Linked DNA regions of Homo sapiens: region 1 is linked to region 2. A link is an interaction called in ENCODE POLR2A ChIA-PET data of the cell type or tissue named here. Cell type or tissue: GM12878. All regions are shown on one strand. Each heading gives the region's core, and the rest is flanking DNA. Links, peaks and the distances in the headings are about the cores only.

Region 1 (10,459 bases), core at 3,604-8,603, 100 kb after region 2:
TGATACATTGGACCCTTTCTACACAGAAGGAGAAGCAATTTGTGCCTTTGGGAATAGAAACATTCCAAATATGAATTTGCCTGCCAGAAATGGTCCTGCTGGCACTAAGCAGAAGGCCTATTCATTGCTGTGATATTCCATACAAATCACTAAGCAACCTGTCTACAGTGAAGGACACGATGAGAGAGAATTACACTGATACAATTTACTAGCACTACCACAAGCCCCAAGGACCCAGAAGCATCTGACTTGACAAAATGGCAGAATGCCTGCTAACAGCTTAGTTACTACATTAGCTGGAGAAAATTAGCTGGAGGATTAGAAGGCTGTCTTACAGAATGAATATATGACTTAAGCCAGTAGCTAATATTTGGTGACGTCTCCCGCATAGCCAAATACCGCATGAACCGAATAACCAAGGGGTGGAGGTTTGGAATGGCCCCTTTCACTTTTTCCCTTTTTATTTTAATTTATTTATTTGAGGAGTTGCTGTGTTACCCAGGCTGGAGTGCAGTGGTGTGAGCACAGCTCACTGCAACCTCAACCTCCCAGGCTCAAGTAATCCTCCCACCTCAGCCTCCCAAGTAGCTGGGACTACAAACATGCGCCACCACCCCCAGCTTATTTTTGTGGTTTTAGTAGAGAAGGGGTCTCACTATGTTGCCCAGGCTGGTCTCCTACTCCTGGGTTCAAGCAATCAACCTGCCTTGGCCTCCCAAAGTGCTTGGATTACAGGTGTGTGCCACTGCACCCAGCCAACATTTTCCCTTTTTAAAGAAAAGAAACATAATTCAGACATACATATAAAGCATACAATTCAGTGATATTTTTTAGTATATTTATAAAGTTGTACAACCATCAACACTATCTAATTTCAGCAGATTTTCATCATCTCCAAAAGAAACTCCATATCCATTAGCAGTTCACTTTCCATTCACACCACCCTACCCCTAGCACCTGACAACCACTAAGCTACTTTCTGTCTCTATCAATTTACATATTCTGTGCATTTTATATTAATAAAATCATGTAATATGTGACCTTTTGCATCTGGCTCTTTTCATTTAGCATAATGTTTTCAAGGCTTATCTGTGTTGTAGTATGTATCAATATTTCATTCCTTTTGGCCAGGCATGGCAGCTAACGCCTGTAATCCCAGCACTTTGGGAGGCCGAGGTGGGAGGATCACCTGAGGCCAGGAGTTCAAGACCAGCCTGGCCAGCATGGTGAAACCCTGTCTCTACTAAAAATACACAATTAGCCAGGAATGGTGGCACATGCCTGTAATCCCAGCTACTCAGGAAGCTAAGGCAGGAGAATCACTTGAACTCGGGAGGTAGAGGTTGCAGTGAGCCGAGATAGCGCCATTGCACTCCAGCCTGGCGACAGAGTGAGACTCCCTCTCAAAAAAAAAAAAAAAAAAGAAAAGAAAAGAAAACACAACTTCTTCCTTTGCTATGCTGAGGGCCTACTGATGGGCAAGTTTTAGCACACATTTTTAGGAGGCTTAGCTACAACTACATTTAATTACAATGACTTGGAGGAGTCCCACTTTTCTGGCCTTCTCATACCAGATGAAATTCCAAAACCCGGGCTGGATGCAGTGGCTCATGCCTGTAATCCCAGCACTTTGGGAGGCCGAGGTGGGCGGATCACCTAAGGTCAGGAGTTCGAGACCAGCCTGGTCAACATGGTAAAACCCCATCTCTACTAAAAATACAAAAAATTAGCCGGGTGTGGTGGCGAGTGCCTGTAATCCCAGCTACTCTGGAGGCTGAGACATGAGAATCGCTTGAACCTGGGAGGCGGAGGTTGCAGTGAGCCGAGATCGCGCCACTACACTCCAGCCTGGGCAACAAGAGCGAAACTCTGTCTCAAAAAAAAAAAAAAAAAAAAAATATATATATATATATATATATATATATGTATGTATATATATGTGTATATATGTATATATGTGCATATATATGTATATATATGTGTAGATATATGTGTATATGTGTATATGTGTATATGTGTATATATGTATATATGTATATATGTGTATATATGTATATATGTGTGTATATATGTATATATATGTGTATATATGTATATATATGTGTATATATGTATATGTGTGTATATATGTATATATATGTGTGTATATATATGTATATATGTGTATATATATGTATATATATGTATATATATGTGTGTATATATATATGTATATATATATATTAGCTGGGCGTGGTGGCAGGCTCCTGTAATCCCAGCTACTCGGGAGGCTGAGGCAGGAGAACGCTTGAACCCAGGAGGCAGAGGTTGCAGTGAGCCGAGATTGCTCCATTGCACTCCAGCCTGGGCAACAAAACAAGACGCCGTCTAAAAAACAAAAAAAATTCCAAAAGCTCCTGTGGACAGAAGGATTCTTCCCCAGCTTTTTTCTGTCTTGGCTTATCTCTGTTGCTGACCTGCTGTCTTAACCACTGCCCTCCAGTTGCCGCATGCCTGTTGATGATAAGAGTGTCCTGGCACATGATCAGTAAGCACCTTCAGGAGGCTGGTGAGGCTTATCGGTCTCAGCCTGCTGCTGCCACGACCCCCTGGACTAGGCCTCAGGCAACCGGAATTTAAGCTTCTGCAACATCTAGAAGCATAAGTTCTCTTCTTCAGTTTCTTCACCTATAAAAAAAACGAGTTTCACTCTACGATTTTTAAAGTTTGTTGTATCATCTAATTCCAAAGGGATTAGGCCTTCAGAAGATGACGTGGAAAGTTCAAAAGAAATTAAAAATCATCTAAAATCCCATCCATTAGCAGTAACAATGATTAATATCTGGCTATATGTCAAATAGCTCGTGTCTAGGGCCCATTCCAAAGCTCTAAGTTTCTTCTCACGGATGCAGTGGACATTTGTGTAAGTTTACTTCACTTCAGTTACACTGGCCTTTTTTGCAGCCCTCAAGTGTTCTCCTTCTTTTTTTTTTTTTTTTGAGATGGAGTCTCACTCTGTCGCCACGCTGGAGTGCAATGGCACGATCTCAGCTCACTGCAACCTCTGCCTCCCGGGTTCAAGCGATTCTCCGACCTCAGCCTCCTGAGTAGCTGGGATTACAGGCACGCATTCATCATGCTTAGCTAATTTTGTATTTTTAGTAGAGACGGGGTTTCACCATGTTGGTCAGGCTGGTCTCGAACTCCCGACCTCAGGTGATTCGCCCACCTCGCCTCCCAAAGTGCTGGGATTACAGGTGTCGGCCACTGTATCTGGCCCTCAAATGTTCTAAGCAGACTCTACCTCGAGGCCTTTGCACAGACTTATCTGTCTGTCTGGAACAATATCTGCCTAGATAGCTACATAGACACTCCCTTCATACAGGCCCCAAATGTCATTTTTCAGAGATACCTTCTCTGGCCACCTGATACAGGTTACACCCGCATCCTTGGGCTGATTTATTTTTTCTCACAGTGTCTAACACAATCCTCAGTGGAGGATTAATAAGTTTATTTGTTTATTGTTCTCTCCTACTAGAATTTAAATTTAAATCTATGAGGACAGGAACTTTGTTTTTTTGTTTGTTTGTTTGTTTGAGATGGTGTCTTGCTCTGTCGCCCAGGCTGGAGTGCAGTGGTGCGATCTCCTCTCACTGCAAGCTCCACCTCCCGGGTTCAAGCCATTCTCCTGCCTCAGCCTCCCCAGTAGCTGGGACTACATGCGCCCGCCACCACGCCCGGCTAATTTTTTTGTATTTTTAGTAGAGACGGGGTTTCACTGTGTTAGCCAGGATGGTCTCGATCTCCTGACCTTGTGATCCCCCCGCCTTGGCCTCCCAAAGTGCTGGGATTACAGGCTGAGCCACCGCACCCGGCCGGAACTTTGTTTTTTTTTTTCCAAGTGGCTACTTTTATTTATTTGAAAAAAACAAGCCCCAGAGCTGCCAAGGGGCTGCCTTCTCTGTCTTGTGGAGACAGTGCTTGATCCTGGAGAGCAGCCATGTTGAGAAAAAGATATTTTGAGCCCTAAAATAATGAGAAAACAGGACAGAGAGAGGTGTTCTGAGCCAGTTCCAGATTTTGCCAACTGTTGCAAGAACTCTAGAATCTTTATGTTAGTAAAATGCCAAAAATAAAAGTCTGCATTGAAAGAACGTCTAACCACTTACTATAATCCAACCTTTTAGGAAGAATGCAAAATGGCATACATGAAGAAGAGTGAAGAATCCAGAAAAACTGGAATTCCTACAAAGAAAAGTCTATAGAAACGTCCCAAAAGCAAGTAAGCAAACAGATAACACTCAGGACCTCTCATATTCATGGAAGTCATTTATAGTATAAATCCCCTTAAATAATGGACTCAGGAGGCCGGGTGTGGTGGCTCACACCTGTAATCCCAGCACTTTGGGAGGCCGAGGCGGGCGGATCACAAGGTCAGGAGATCAAGACCATCCTGGCTAACATATTGAGAAGGAGTCTTTCTCCTTCACCCAGACTGGAGTGCAGTGGCACCATCTCAGTTCACTGCAACCTTCACATCCCAGGTTTAAGTGATTCTTATGCCTCAGCCTCCCAAATAGCTGGGATTACAGACATGCACCACCACGCCCAGCTAATTTTTGTGTTTTTAGTAGAGATGAGGTTTCGCCATGTTGTCCAGGCTGGTCTTGAACTCCTGGCCTCAAGTGATCCGCCCACCTCAGCCTCCCAAAGTGCTGGGATTACAGGCATGAGCCACCGCGCCTGGCCTGCTCTGTAACTTTAACTCCTGGTGTATTCCTTGAGGTCTGTTGAAGTCTGGATCACAGACCATTGTGGGAGGTGGCAACTTTCTAATGCATTAATTAGATTGAAAGATTTGAAAGAAAAAGTTTACATTTTTTTTTCCTGGGATTACATCAAATTAAATAACCTCTGCACAACAAAGGAAACAATCGACAAAATGAAAAGGCAACCTATGGAATAGGAGAAATATTTACAATCTGTATATCTGATAAGGGGTTAATATCTCAAAATTTTTTTTCTTTTTTCTTTATTTTTCTTTTATGTCCACTTCCAAGCTCAAATATCTCAAATATTATGTAAGAAACTCACATAGCTCAATGGCAGAAAACCAAATAACCCAACTGAAAAATGAGCAAAGACCTGAATAGTCCTTTTACCAAAGAAGATACACAAATGGCCAACGGGTGTATGAAAAGGTGCTCAACATCATTAATTATCAGGGAAATGCAAATCAAAACTACAATGAGTATCACCTCACACCTGTTAGGATGGCTATTATAAAAAAGGCAGCAGCCAGGTGCAGTGGCTCAGGCCTGTAGTCTTAGCACTTTGGGAGGCTGAGGTGGGTGGGTTGCCTGAGCTCAGGAGTTCGAGACCAGCCTGGGCAACATGGCAAAAACCCGTCTCTACTAAAAATACAAAAAATTAGCTGGGTGTGGTGGCACATGCCTGTGACCCCAGCTAGGAGGCTGAGGCATGAGAATCGTTTGAACCTGGGAGGCAGAGATTGCAGTGAGCCGAGATTGAGCCACTGCACTCTGCGACTCTGTCTCAAAAAAAAAAAAAAAAAAAAAGGCCAGGCACGGTGGCTCATGCCTGTAATCCCAGCACTTTGAGAGGCTGAGGTGGGCGGATCACCGGAGGTCGGGAGTTCGAGACCAACCTGACCAACATGGAGAAACCCCGTCTCTATTAAAAATACAAAATTAGCCGGGTGTGGTGGCACATGCCTGTAATCCCAGCTACTAGGGAGGCTGAGGCAGGAGAATCACTTGAACCCGGGAGGTGGAGGTTGCGGTGAGCCAAGATAGTGCTGTTGCACTCCAACCTGGGCAACAAGAGCGAAACTCCGTCTCAAAAAAAAAAAAAAAAAAAAAAAGTAACTCTGTGATGTAAAGAATATATCAATTAGTTTGGTTGTGGTAATCATTTCACAACGTGTACCAAATTTTGATGTTGTACAGCTTAAATATATATAATTGTTCTCAATTATGCCTTAATAAACCTGGGAAAAATTTTTCCTGAAGGTTTATGAATTTAAAATGAAAACACACACGAGGCCGGGTGTGGTGGCTTACACCTGTAATCCTAGCACTTTGGGAGGCCAAGGTAGGAGGATTGTTTGCGGCCCAGAGTTCAACCAACCTGTCAAATATAGGGAGACCTCATCTCTATTATTTATTTATTTATTTATTTATTTATTTATTTATTTATTTTTATTTTTTATGAGACAGAGTCTTGCTGTGTCGCCCAGGCTGGAGTGCAGTGGCACGATCTCGGCTCACTGCAACCTCCGCCTCCCAGGTTCAAGCGATTCTCCTGCCTCAGCCTCCTGAGTAGCTGGGACTACAGGCGCCCGCCTCCACGCCTGGCTAATTTTTCGTGTTTTTAGTAGAGACGGGGTTTCACCGTGTTAGCCAGGATGGTCTCAAAAGCATGACCTCGTGATCCGCCCGCCTCGGCCTCCCAAAAGTGCTGGGATTACAGCGTGAGCCACCGCTCCCGGCATATTTATTTATTTATTTGAGACGGAGTTTCACACCTGTTGCCCAAAATGGGAGTGCAATGGCGCGATCTCAGCTCACTGCAATCCCCGCCTCCCGGGTTGATGCGATTCTCCTGCCTCAGCCTCCCAAGTAGCTCGGATTACAGGCACATGCCACCACACCTGGCTAATTTTGTATTTTTAGTACAGACAGGGTTTCACAATGTTGGTCAGATGGTCTCAAACTCCTGACCTCAGGTGATCCACCCATCTCGGCCTCCCAAAGTGTTGGGATTACAGGCATGAGCCACCGCCCCCGGCCCTGTATTTTTTATAATTAATAAAATAAAATGAAACGAACAGGAGTATACGTTAGAACAGAATGCAAATCTGCACAAAAAATTTAAGATAAAACTGGGGCATATAAAGACATGTTTTAGCCAAGCATGGTGGCTCACAACTTAAAATCCCAGCACTTTGGGAGGCTGAGGTGGGAGGATTGCTTGAACCCAGGTGTTCCAGACTAGCCTGGGCTACATAGTGGGACGCCCCCCTCCCCCCATCTCTATTTTTTAAAAATAATTTTAAGGCCGGGGGCAGTGGCTTACGCCTGTAATCCCAGCACTTTGGGAGGCCGAGGCAGGCGGATCACGAGGTCAGGAGCTCCAGACCACCATGGCCAACATGGTGAAACCCTGTCTCTACTAAAATACAAAAAATTAGCCAGGCGTAGTGGTGCGCGCCTGTAGTCCCAGCTACTCAGGAGGCTGAAGCAGGAGAATAGCTTGAACCCGGGAGGCGGAGATTGAGCCGAGATCGCACCGCCGCACTCCAGCCTGGCAGCAGAGCGAGACTCAGTCTCAAAAAAAAAAAAAAAAAAAAAAAAAGACAGGTTTTGCCTGGAGTGCACCCTATAATGGTCGAGAGGGAAGCACATTCACTCTTTAAGAAGGAAGGCCCTAAGGAGAAGGCACTTCACTGGGAAAGCTGGAAGATGGGGGTGCTTACAGCAGAGGAGCAGGAGGAAGGAAGAAAGAAAGAGCAAATAACCCGGGCCACAGAAAGCCAAGAGTTTTGGCTGTTGCAGTCCACAGTATTATCTTGTTCCTAGTATTAGCTTGCTCCTAGTTCCACAACATCAACAATGGAGCATGAAAATGTAAACACCTAACCAAATATTTGCACCTTTTGGATGATTTCCCACTTCTAGAAAATGAAAAATATTTGGTTGTTTACAGTCCCCATCCATTTATCTGTTCCCTTCCTTCCAGTTTTTTGCTAAGACAGTGGGACACCCTGGCTGGAGAGCAATATTCAGTTTATAGCTTGATTTTGTTTACCCCTGAGACCAAGGACAATTTTATCTATGTTTTTAAAGGCAGAAGATAGAAATAAAATCTAAATAACTTGTCCTTGAGCCTGACCTAAAGCCTAGACAGTGGAACAGAATTCGGGAGTAAGGAGCCTGGAGAGGGTGGAGTAAGTTTATTCAAATTAATAAATGCTAAATCAGAATTATTTAAAAAATTTAGGCAGATGATTACTCACTCTCCCTGTCTTTGGAATGTTTTAGAGAGGTATTAATGAACAATCTTATTAGCACAGACCAGGACTCTTCTTGATTCAATTGCATGAAATTGAAAAGAATTTAAAGATACTTTCTCATGTGATTTCATGCCTTTTCCTTATACTGATGCCCACATGTTGTGAAACATATAATTCTCGCAACAAGCCTGTATTATAATCCTGTTTTAGATGAAGACAGCTGAGGCCAAGAAGGGTTATATAATTTGCCCAGGCCAGGTGCGGTGGCTCATGCCTGTAATCCTAGCACTTTGGGAGGCTGAAAAGGGTGGATCACTTGAGGCCAGGGGTTGAGACTAGCCTGGGCAACATGGTAAAACTCTGTCTGTACTAAAAATACAAAATAAACAAATTAGCTGGGCGTGATGGCCCGCACCTGTAGCCCCAGTTACTCAGGAGGCTGAGGCAGGAGAATCGCTTGAACCTGGGAGGTGGAGGTTGCAGCGAGCAGAGATCACATCACTGTACTCCAGCCTGGGCAACAGAGCAAGACTCTGGCCACTCCACCCCACCCTCCAACCAAAAAAAATCAAAAATCAAAAAAGAGATAAAAATAATACATAAAATAATTTGCCCAAAGACACATGGATGACAAGTGTCAGAGTCAGGTTATAAACACAGGCAAGAAGATAACACTGCCTCACACTGCTATTTTGTGTATTTTGAAGTTACGAGTAAGAAAGGATGTCTCCTATACTTCATTAACTTTTTTTTTTTTTTTTTTGAGACGGAGTCTCGCTCTGTCACCCAGGCTGGAATACAGTGATGCGATCTCGGCTCACTGTAACCTCTGGCTCCCGGGTTCAAGCGATTCCCCTGCCTCAGCTTCCTGAGTAGCTGGGACTACAGGCGCCTGCCACCACGGCCAGCTAATTTTTTGTATTTTTGGTAGAGATAGGGTTTCACCCTATTAGCCAAGATGGTCTTGATCTCCTGACCTCGTGATCTGCCTGCCTCAGCCTCGCAAAGTGCTGGGATTACGGGCGTGAGCCACCGCGCCCGGCCTTCATTAACTTTTTACTCATTCTTCAGCAATCATACATTGATGAAGGAACTGAAAAGGGGGTAAGAAGGTTGTGTGAAAGGAAAATAAATCTTGGCGTCCCAAAATCACTAAGCTAAAAGGAAAAAAAAAAGTCAAGCTGGGAACTGCTTAGGGCAAACCTGCCTCCCATTCTATTCAAAGTCATCCCTCTGTTCACTGAGATAAATGTGTATCTGATTGCCTCCTTTGGAGAGGCTAGTCAGAAACTCAAAAGAATGCGAACATCTGTCTCTTATCTACCTATAACCTGGAAGCCCCCTTCCCTCTTCTTGTTGTCCCGGTTTTCCTTCTAGTTGTCCCACCTTTCCAGATGGAACCAATGTTCATCTACATATGTTGATTGACATCTCCTGTCTCCCTAAAATGTGTAAAACCAAGTTGTGCTCTGACCACCTTGGGCATATGTCATCAAGACCTCCTGGCTGTGCACCTGTAATCCCAGCACTTTGGGAGGTCCAGATGGCAGATCGCTTGAGGCCAGGAGTTCCAGAACAGCCTGGCCAAGATGATGAAACCCTGTCTCTACTAAAAATACAAAAATTAGCCCAGCATGATGGCTCACGTCTGTAATACCAGCTACTCAGGAGGTTGAAGTAGGAGAATCGCTTGAACTCAGGAGTTCAAGTGGAGGTTGCAGTGAGCTGAGATCATGCCACTGCACTCCAGCCTGGGTGACAGAGTGGAGACTCCTTCTCAAAACAAAACAAACCTTCTGAGGCTGTGTCATGGACACAGGACCTTAACTTCCTAAATTGACTGAGATCTGTCTCAGATTTGGGGGTTCCCAGTTCTAATTCCATATGCTCCCATTCTGAAGTCTCCCTAAAAAATGTTTCTTCTCGTTTGAAGATGGCTTTTGATTATTTTATTTTTCTCACTTGTAAGACAACTTACTCTTGATGTTAAAAACATCTTACTCGGCCATACACAGTGGCTCACGCCTGTAATCCCAGCACGTTGGGAGGCCAAGGTGGGTGGATCACCTGAGGTCAGGAGTTCGAGACCAGCCTGGCCAACATAGTGAAATCTCATCTCTACTAAAAATACAACAATTAGCTGGGCATGGTGGCACGCACCTGTAGACCCAGTTACTCGGCAGGCTGAGGCAGGAGAACTGCTTGAACCCGGGAGGCGGAGGTTGCAGTGAGCCAAGATTGCGCCATTTCACTCCAGCCTGGGCAACAAGAAAACTCAAAAAAGAAAAAAAATCTTACTCATCTTGTAGGGAGGGAAAGAACCCTTTTTCTTCTGCCCTCCTGGGGTGGGGGCTGCAAATTAAACTGAAAAAAACCAGATTGACATGTAAACATGTGGAAACTCAGTGATAAACAATGCCATCAAAGGAGTGGTTAGAATTTGGG
Region 2 (10,459 bases), core at 2,869-7,868:
GGTGACAGAGTGAGACCCCTTCTTAAAAAAAAAAAAAAAAAAGCCAGTCTCTGTGGCTCACGCCTGTAATCCCAACACTTTGGGAGGCCGAGGTGGGCGGATCACGAGGTCAGGAGATTGAGACCATCCTGGCTAACACAGTGAAACCGCCGTCTCTATTAAAAATACAAAAAATTAGCTGGGTGTGGTAGCAGGTGCCTGTAGTCCCAGCTACTCGGGAAGCTGAGGCAGGAGAATGGCGTGAACCTGGGAGGAGGAGCTTGCAGTGAGCCGAGATGGCGCCACTGCACTCCAGCCTGGGCGACAGAGCGAGACTCTGTCTCAAAAAAAAAAAAAGAAAGAAAGAAATTTTGTTTTATTATAATTTACCCAGTCTAGGGTATTCTATGATAGCATCAGAAAATGGACTAAGGAACATACCATTTTCATTCTTACCGGCAATGTTCCTGATGCTCCAAATTCTCTTCCACGCCTGATATTGTTAGTCTTTTTAATTTGAGTCATTTTAGTGGGTGTGAAGTATAGTTTTTATTTTCTTATTATTATATTTCCATAAGTTATTGCGGTACAGGTGGTATTTGGGGGGGTGTGAAGTATATTTCCTCATGGTTTTAATTCACATTTCCCCAATGACCAAGTGATGTGGAGCATCATTTCATGTTGGTTTTTTGCCATTCACATAACTTATTTGGTAAAATGTATGTTCACATTTCTCTCTTGTTGTTGATCATTCTTGCCAAATTTTGTGTAGTCTTTTAAAATAACTGCTTTGTTCCTTTTACTTTGGATTTATTTTCTGTTTTTCTGACTTATTATAAATGATTACTTACTAATATAAGTCTTTTAAGTTTATACATTTATTTTTTGTTTGTTTGTTTTTGTTTTTGTTTGAGACCGAGTCTCGCTCTGTCGCCCAGGCTGGAGTGCAGTGGGGCTATCTCGGCTCACTGCAACCTCCGCCTCCTGGGTTCAAGTGATTCTCCTGCCTCAGCCTCCCGAGCAGCTGGGATTACAGGCACCTGCCACCACACCGAGCCATTTTTTGCATTTTTTAGTAGAGACAGGGTTTCGCCATGTTGCCTAGGCTGGTCTGAAACTCCTGACCTCAGGTGATCCGCCCTCCTCAGCCTCCCAGAATGTTGGGATTACGGGCATGAGCCACTGCGCCCGGCCAAGTTTATACATTTCTTTCTACACACTACGTAGCTGCATCCCACAGTTGTCATCTGTAATACTTTTTTTTTTTTTTTGAGACAGAGTCTCGCTCTGTCGCCCAGGCTGGAGTGCAGTGGTGCCATCTCGGCTCACTGCAAGCTCCGCCTCCCGGGTTCACGCCATTCTCCTGCCTCAGCCTCCCGAGTAGCTGGGACTACAGGCGCCCGCCCCCACGCCCGGCTAATTTTTTGTACTTTTAGTAGAGACGGAGTTTCTCCTTGTTAGCCAGTATGGTCTCGATCTCCTGACCTCGTGATCCGCCCGCCTCGGCCTCGCAAAGTGCTGGGATTACAGGCGTGAGCCACCGTGCCCGGCCGTCATCTGTAATACTGTTTATTACATTCAAAATGTTTAATTTGTGTCTTTCTTATTTCCTAGCACATAAAGGAAATTTTTTAGCTTTTTTTATTGTTTATTTGTAGCTTAATAGCATTATACATAGGCATACCTTATTTTATTGCACTTCATTTTATCATGCTTTCTAGATTGTATTTTTGTTACAAATCGAAGGTTTGCGGCAACCTTGTGTTGAGCAAGTATATCAGTGCCATTTTTCCAACAGCATGTGCTCACTTTTGTGTCGTTGTGTCAGCATTTTTTACTGATAAACTATTTTTAAAATAAGGTATATTTTTAGACATAATGCCATTGCATACTAAATAGACTACATTATAGTTTAAAAATAACTTTATGTACTAGGAAACCAAAAAAAATTGTGTGACTTACTTTACTGTGATGTTTGTTTTATTGCAATGATCTGGAACTGAACCTATAATATCTCTGACATGTGCCTATGGTCAGAGAATGTCCTCATTTTAATTCTGTCAATTTTCTTGAGATTTGATTTACAGACAATCTGTCTTCAATTAATAAAAATTTTGCGTGCTTAAAAAGAATGTGATTTTTGCAGTTGTTAGTATAGCGTTCTATGCTTCTACCATAGTAAATATGTAATCATGTTTATCAAATCTACTCGATGAACATTTTCTGTCAATTATTAATTTTCAAATCCTCCAATATGATTGAATATAAATTTGTCTGTTTCTTCTTTTTTTTTTTTTTGGAGATAGAGTCTCACTCTGTTGCCAGGCTGGAGTGCAGTGACGCAATCTCGGCTCACCACAACCTCCACCTCCCAGGTTCAAGTGATTCTCCTGCCTTAACCTCTTGAGTAGCTGGGATTACAGGCATCCGTCACCATGCCCGGCTAATTTTGTATTTTTAGTAGAGATGGGGTTTCTCCATGTTGGTCAGGCTGGTCTCAAACTCCCGATCTCAGGTGATCTGCCCACCTCGGCCTCCCAAATTGTTGGGATTACAGGCATGAGCCACCATACCCAGCTTGTTTCTTCTTGTGATGTTTTTGCTTTATATTTTTTTTAGGCTATGTTTATATGTTTACAACCTATGTATATATGTTTATAACCTATGAATATATCTTAATAAACCTATGTGCATAAGTTTCAGTCTATGTACATAGGTATGTCTATGTACATAGAAAAGAAACCCACACACAGACATAAAATGGTGAAATTTCAGAACAACAATGACAAAGAATGATTATAAAACAGCAGGAGAGAAAGGAGATTATCTTCTTTTTTCTTTTTGAGACAGAGTCTTGTTCTTTCACCCAGGCTGGAATGCAATGGCTCGATCTCGGCTCACTGCAACCTCCGCCTACCGGGTTCCAGCGATTCTCCCTGCCTCAGCCTCCCAAGTAGCTGGGATTACAGGCACCCACCACCATGTCCAGCTACTTTTTTTTTTGTATTTTTAGTAGAGACGGGGTTTCACCATGTTGGCCAGGCTGGTCTCGAACTCCTGACCTCAGGTGATCCACCCACCTTGGCCTCCCAAAGTGCTGGGATTATAGGTGTGAGCTACTGCGCCAGCAAGGAGATCATCTCAAAAGAAGCTGAGTTAGTGACAGCTGGCTTAAAGACAATGTAAGCTGGAAGATAGTGAAATGTTATCTTCAAATTGCTGAGGAAAAGCAACTGAAAATTTGGAATTCTAAACCCAATTAAATTTTTTTTTTTTTGAGCTCAATCTCAGCTCACTGCCACCTCTGCCTCCCAGGTTCAAGTGATTCTCTTGCCTCAGCCTCCCGAGTAGCTGGGATTACAGGCATGTGCCATGATGCCCAGGTAATTTTTGTATTTTTTATAGAGACGGGGTTTCACCATGTTCACCATGCTGGTCTCGAATTCCCGACCTTGTGATCTGCCCGACTTGGCCTCCCAAAGTGCTGGGATTACAGGCGTGAGCCACCTCTCCCGGCCCTAAAATTTGTTTTAATGAAGACAAAATAAAATTGTTTCAGACAAATAAAACTCACTCTTTCGCCAGCAAACTCTCCCTATAGGAAAAATCTAAAGTATATATTTTAGCTAGAAGGAAATTGATCCTAAATGAAGCTACAAGAAGAAACAACATGTAAAAAAGACTTTGGGTAAGTATAAAATATTAACTATAAAACAATGATAATGTTTAGTAATAGTTAAATTTGAAAGAAAAAAGATAATATTAAAACATATGACAGGTCTGTGTTCTGGAGGAGATAAAGAAATAGATTAACTTTGTAATTTAAGTAATCACAATGCAGCTTATAGGGTAACAACCAAAAAAAATCAACCCAAAAAACAAAAGGCAAAAAAAGCATCTCAAACCTGAATAGAGTATTTAACTTCCAAACTAGCAAGGAAGAATATAATTAATACCAAAAAAGAGTCAAAAAAAAAAAATAGGAAGGCCAGGCATGGTGGCTCATGCCTGTAATCCAAGCACTTTGGGAAGCCAAGGCTGGCAGATCACTTGAGGATAGGCGTTTGAGACCAGCCTGGCCAACATGGCAAAATCCCGTCTCTACTAAAAATATAAAAATTAGCTGGGGATGGTGGTACACGCCTGTAATCCCAGCTACTCAGGAGACTGAGGCAAAAGGATCACTTGAGCCCGGAAGGCGGAGGTTGCAGTGAGCCGAGATCACACCATTGCCCTCCAGCCTAGGTGACAGAGCGAGACTCTCTCTCAAAAGAAAAAGAATAGGAAGTGAAAGATAGTATAAACTAGGGCAATAGATTTTTTGAGACTAATTTCATTAAAGGTAAATAAACTAAATGCCTTAGTAGTTGTCTCAGTCAGTTTAGGCTGCTGTAACAAATATATCATAGGCTGAGTACTTAAATAACAGAAATTTATTTCTCACAGTTACAGAGACTGGCTGTTTGGGGTTTGTTTTTCTGTTTCTTTTTCAGAAACAGGGGTCTCACTGTTACCCAGGCTGGAGTGCAGCGGCATGATCATAGCTTACGGCAGCCTTGAACTCCTGGGCTCAAATGATCCTCCCACGTCAGCCTCCTGAGTAGCTAGGACTACAGGCAAACACCACTGCAACCAGCTAATTTTAAAACCTTTTTTGTTACTGTTTTTTTTTTGAGACCCAGGCTGGAGTGCAGCGGCAAGATCTTGGCTCACTGTGACCTCTGCCTCCCAGGTTCAAGCAATTCTCCTGCCTCAGCCTCCCAAGTAGATGGAATTACAGGTGCATGCCATCACGCTCGGCTAATTTTTGTATTTTTAGTAGAGACGGGGTTTCACCACATTGACCAGGCTGGTCTCGAACTCCTGACCTCGTGATCCACCCGCCTCAGCCTCCCAAAGTGCTGGGATTACAGGTGTGAGCCACCGTGCCTGGCCTCATTTCCCCACTTCTACATACCATCTGCCATTTCATTTGGGAATATGCTGACGAATACCTGACACGACCCATCGCCGACTTCTCTAATCACTTCCTACAGCCAGGAGACTGGGTTCTGGTAAAAGATCCCAGTCCTCTCCTCAATCCTCCCCTCACACTTAAATGGAATGGGTCTTACCAGATCATCTTTACTACACCCACTTAAGCAGGAAAAAAAAAGTTTCTTGTACTAGGCTAACTCACTTTGAGGCTCAGCGATAGGCAGGGCTCTGGCAGGGCTTTGATAGCCCTGTCTGCAGAGCCAGGGCCCTCAAGGGATGAGCCCCAGAGCCTCTCCCTCCCATCTTGGAGCAGGGGTGAGAAAAACAAGTTTTTCTCCTCTTTCAGCTTCCCCTTCCCCCCTTACCATTCTCATAATTATTTTGCAAAGTTTTGTAAGTTCCTGTTTTTCCTTCTGTATAAGGTCACAAGATATGTTTAAGTTGCACAATCTGTCACTGTTTCACAAACTGCCTTTGTTCTGCTTCTGTAAGCCTGCTTGCCCGCCCTACAGGTTTTGCACCATCAAACTGGTGAGCCCCTTTTTGGATGCATGTATAGCCAACCCCCTTTTGGATGCATGTATAAAAGTCAAGCCCTGTCTTTGTTCGGGGCTCAGCCTTTGGATGTTAATCCTCTGGGCTGGTACACACCTAATAAATCCTCCTGTCCCACCCATTGGTCTCTTCTGTCCCTTGATTCCTGCAACACCACAGGAGCAAAACCCCAGGGACTCCCCAGCTGGTTTCATTATACATCTCTCAAGACAACAGACTTCACTACATACCAAAACAACCAAATCAAAACCCCCTTCAGCCTTCTCTTGTGTCTCCACAGGACCCACTTCCCTTCGCCTCACCAAATCCTGGAGGAAAAGGAAGAGAAATTTACATAAGCTGCTATGTCTCTTTCTCTCTCAAACTTTCATTGCTTCCCAACCAATCTTGTTACAGACCTTTATTGGTACCATTATGAAACTCCCATTATCCATCCTGATCAGCTCCTTACTATTCTATGGGACTTACGGCTTCAAGGAATTTTCCAGGACTTTACTCCTACTCAAATAACCTTTTTCTCCTTTTGCTTGTTTCTTTCAATATAAATTCTGTAATCACATCAACCTTACCAATACAACCACTCCTCACTGCTCTCAAACTGGAATGCTCTATAAACCTTACACAATCCCTCATGCTGCAAGCTAACTCTTCCTTTGCTCCAGAATCCTGGATGTGCTTATCACTGTCTTCCTCAGCCTATACAGCCCTTCCTACACCCTTTCATGACCTTTTAACAGGAAACATAACCATAATCTATAAACTCCAAAAAGGAGCTTCCTTTTTTGAAAGAGCTGACGCCCTGGTAGGTGATTATGCCCCTTCCAGGGCCAATCAAGCCAACAAATCATTTCAAACCTATTACAACTCCCTACAATGCCTCAAGCCCCAAGGCCCTCCCATTGAAGGGCCCATAACTAAACACACCGCCCTTTTACAACAAGCCTCACTTTGCTTTTCAGCCTGTGAGGGAAATTTCCCTGTAGGGTCCTTAACACCTAACCAATGCACTATCATTGTTAAACACCCCTCTGACCATCACACTAACCGAGTTGACTATCACATATCACCTGATGCAAATGGGGCATTTCCACAACTGGCTCGTTTTACAGCCTCTCCCTCAACCGATGCCTCTGACCTAATTTGTGCTGTCCCTAGTGCCCGCTTTATTCATGGCTCAATATCAATGGTGCAACATCTGATTGTATTAAATGTATAAAGAATAACTCTTCCTATATCTCTACTATAGTGGATGTCTCTCTGGCCTCCTCCTTGTCCATCTGGAGTAATGAACCACAGGAAAGAAAAGACACTTCAGCCTTAATTCACTTGCTTTCTTTCCATATCTCTGCCTATATTTACAACAAGGCTTATTTTTTATTTTATTTTATTTTTTTTTTTGAGACAAAGTCTCACTCTGTTGCCCAGGCTGGAGTGCAGTGGCACAATTTTGGCTCACTGCAACCTCCACCTCCTGGGTTCAAGTGATTCTCCTGCCTCAGCCTCCCGAATAGCTGGGACTACAAGCGTGTGCCACCAAGCCCGGCTATTTTTTTTTTTTTTTTGTATTTTTAGTAGAGACGGGGTTTCACCGTGTTGGCCAGGACGGTCTTGATCTCTTGACTTCATGATCTGCCTGCCTCAGCCTCCCAACGTACTGGGATTACAGGTGTGAGCCACCGCACCCAGCCAAGTCTTATTATTTTTATATGGAACCAGTACATATCTTTGTCTCCCCACCAACTGTACCAGAACATGTACTCTAGTTTATCTTTCTCCCTGCATTGGACTAATTCCTCCTAGTCAACCTTTGCCCATTCCATCTGCCCAATATGTTAGGAAGAGGAGGGCTTTCCATGTCATTCCCTTGATGGCCACCTTGGGTATAACCGCCGGACTTAGATTGGGAGCAGGCAGATTGGCCACCTCCTTAACATACTTTAAAGCTCTTTCAACAGAACTACAGCGTTCTTTAGAAGATACAGCCCAAAGTCTTATAAGAGTCCAAGACCAACTAGACTGCTTGGCTGGAGTAATCCTCCAAAATAGAGGGGGACTAGATCTTATAATGGCTGAAAAAGGAGATCTTAAATGGCCTCTGCCTCTCGTTGGATGAGGAATGTTGCCTATACCTCAACCAATCAAGCCTAGTAAGAGATGCTGCTGAAAAACTTACAGAAAGGGCTAAAAGACTAAGGGAATACCAAAACAACCAAATAGATTGTTGGTTTTGGAACAAAATCACAACATGGGTCATCCCATTCCTGGGCCCTCTCCTAATGATGTGCCTAGGACTAATGTTTTTACCCTGCCTAATTAACCTTTTTCAAAGATTTTTAACTGACAGGATCATGGCCATTTCACAGACAACTACCCAAAAACATCTACAGACAGCATTAGTCCTACAGTCAATCTGAGATCAAAGAACTCTCCGCACTCCTCCCCTTAGCAGGAAGTAGCCAGAAAGAACACACCGCCCCTTGTCCTTCTATAACTATAGGATCTGGATTGACAGAGCAAGAGCATCACCATCTTGGACAAACACTGCCATTTTAAGTTGCCCTTGATTAAAAAACGCCTAATCCAGCCCCAGAAACATCACCCTAATGGCCAATGTCAGCATGACCATTAAATGACACCTCCAACCGGAAATGTTCCAACCCCAAGATAAATCCCCCTCCGACCAGAAACATGCCAACCCCACAATAAAACTCTCCTCCACCCAGAAATATTCCAAATCTGCGATAAGCTCTCCCTCCCTAAACCCTTAAATATTCTTAGTCTATAAGAGAGAAGGCCCCGACCTAAACCAGCCAGAATCCCCTCTCAGGTTTATTCTCCAAAATACACTTGTCTGTGATTATTGAGCCCCTTTTTGTGTTTCTTTCTTCTTCCTTAAACCCTTACAGTTGTATTGATTATAGAGGCAATAGTGGATCATAGAACTATGCCTTGTGTTAGTTACAGAGACTAGAGTAGCTTGTCCTGGCAAGACTGTTGCTGACTAGCTGCGTTTCAGACATTGAGCTGTCTCTGATTAGTTGGTTTTTGAAGACATTTTCACCAAAGCAAGCTGCCATTGATTTCAGTGGGTTAAGCCAGTTCTGCTACTTACTTGTTACTATGGCTGTAGAACTTTTCCTAATAACATAAAGACTTTTTAATATTCAGCTCTCTATCTTAAGGATATTAACCATTTGTCATCTTGTTTAAATTTTTGTTCTCTATTTGTCTTTTAATTTGAGGATTCTTTAAATGTAAAAATCTATAGTTTGTAAAATCTCCTTACCATCTTTTTTTTTTTTTTTTTGGGTCATTTTCACTCTTGTTGCCCAGGCTGCAGTGCAATGGCACAATTTTGGCTCACCGCAACTTCCACCTCCTGGGTTCAAGCAATTCTCTTACCTTAGCCTCCCGAGTAGCTGGGATTACAGGTATACCCCAATATGCCCAGCTAATGTTTTGTATCTTTAGTAAAGACAGAGTTTCTTCATGTTGGTCAGGCTAGTCTCAAACTCCTGACCTCAGGTGATGCACCTGCCTTGGCCTCCCAAAGTGCTGGGATTACAGGTGTGAGCCACCACGCCCGGCCACCATCTTTATACTTTCTATTTTTTTGGTTTAAAATCTTTCATTATTCATAGCATGTGATGAGAGACTTTACACTCTATATCATTCTCATTTTCAAAGCAACCATAGACTATATTGATTCATAATAGTTTTATGTCTATGTATCTTGCTTCCCCAAAGATTCCAAACTCCATGAAGCCAGGGTTTAAACAATTTTTACTGCCTACATCATATATTATGGTGTATGTGAGGTATGTGAGGCTGCAGTGTAAGGCCTGAACTGGAATGGTAATAAGTAAGACTGGGAAAAAAAATAGACCAGCCAGTAGGGTATGAGTTTGGAAGGGTTGATGTAAACCAAGGACAAGTTGGATGTGGGAAAAGACTCAAGAAGAGGTAACTGAGGCAAGATGGTTGAAATATAAAGATTGGTCATATAAAAACATCCCATAACAAGTAAACTTAATAAATCCCTAGGGAGGATTAGGAAACTGAGGACTTAGGTTGCAGCTTTATTTAATGGCTACTTCTGAAGTTAGTGGACAAAAGCCACCATAATTAACATGCTTACTCTAGGGTGGTCCTTAAAGTTACATAAATCCCCAAGCCATACCTAGGACATCCTCAGGGTAATCAAAATCACAAGGTGTTTTCCTTTCCCCAAAAGATTTTCAAAAAAAGTATACATTTCATATTAAGTTATTGCCATCCATTTGTTTTTTGTTTCTGAGACAGAGTTTGGCTCTTGTTGCCCAGGCCGAGTGCAACAGCATGATCTCTGCTCACTGCAACCTCTGCCTTCTGGGTTCAAATGATTCTCCTGCCTCAGCCTCCTGAGTAGCTGGGATTACAGGCGCCCACCATCACACCCGGCTAATTTTTGTATTTTTTAGTAGAGACGGGGTTTTGCCATGTTGGCCAGGCTGGTCTCGAACTCCTGACCTCAGGTGATCCACCGCCTTGGCTTCCCAAAGTGCTGGGATTATAGGTGTGAGCCACTGCGCCCGGCCATTGCCGTTACTTTTAATGTCAAAAACCACAGTTACTTTTGCACCAAACCCATTAAAAGGCAGCATTGTTTTCACCCAGACTTCTCATTATGTGAGATAAATTTTTTCATGATAATGAAAGAAAGAGGAGGAAGGAAGAAAACAGGGAGAGAAGGGAGGAAGGCAGACAAAAAGAAGAAAAAAGGAAAAGGCAAGTAGCCTAGAAATGAAAAGTCATATTCAGTGGCCTGACAGGTATGAAGGAGGAAGCACAGAGTCTGGGTTTCCTTGAGGGCTTCCAGTTAAGGGCTAAATGTATAATGCTGCTGTTCAGGGATGCAAAGATATTTAGAGGCCACCTAGTTCAACCCCATCGAGACCATCCTGGCTAA

Evidence for each region. ChIA-PET counts read pairs that join two places held together with the same protein. Peaks named below come from ENCODE experiments on the same cell type or tissue, not always from the same donor. Only the 100,000 strongest peaks of a DNase experiment are listed, where the experiment ranks them.
Region 1: POLR2A ChIA-PET joins it to region 2 with 7 read pairs; 7 of 35 experiments call an interaction of 5 or more read pairs at or near these places.

Annotation. Positions count from the first base shown.
Region 1 is chr12:32,003,171-32,013,629 of GRCh38, forward strand. No RefSeq gene overlaps it. Among named protein-coding and RNA genes, the nearest start is that of RESF1, 49 kb to the left of the region's middle. RefSeq lists an enhancer at 10,048-10,459. In GM12878, for the core only: no CTCF peak of the experiment used is centred there; no DNase peak of the experiment used is centred there.
Region 2 is chr12:31,901,418-31,911,876 of GRCh38, forward strand. No RefSeq gene overlaps it. Among named protein-coding and RNA genes, the nearest start is that of LINC02422, 19 kb to the left of the region's middle. RefSeq lists an enhancer at 5,554-5,703. In GM12878, for the core only: no CTCF peak of the experiment used is centred there; no DNase peak of the experiment used is centred there; H3K27ac peaks cover 1,712 bases.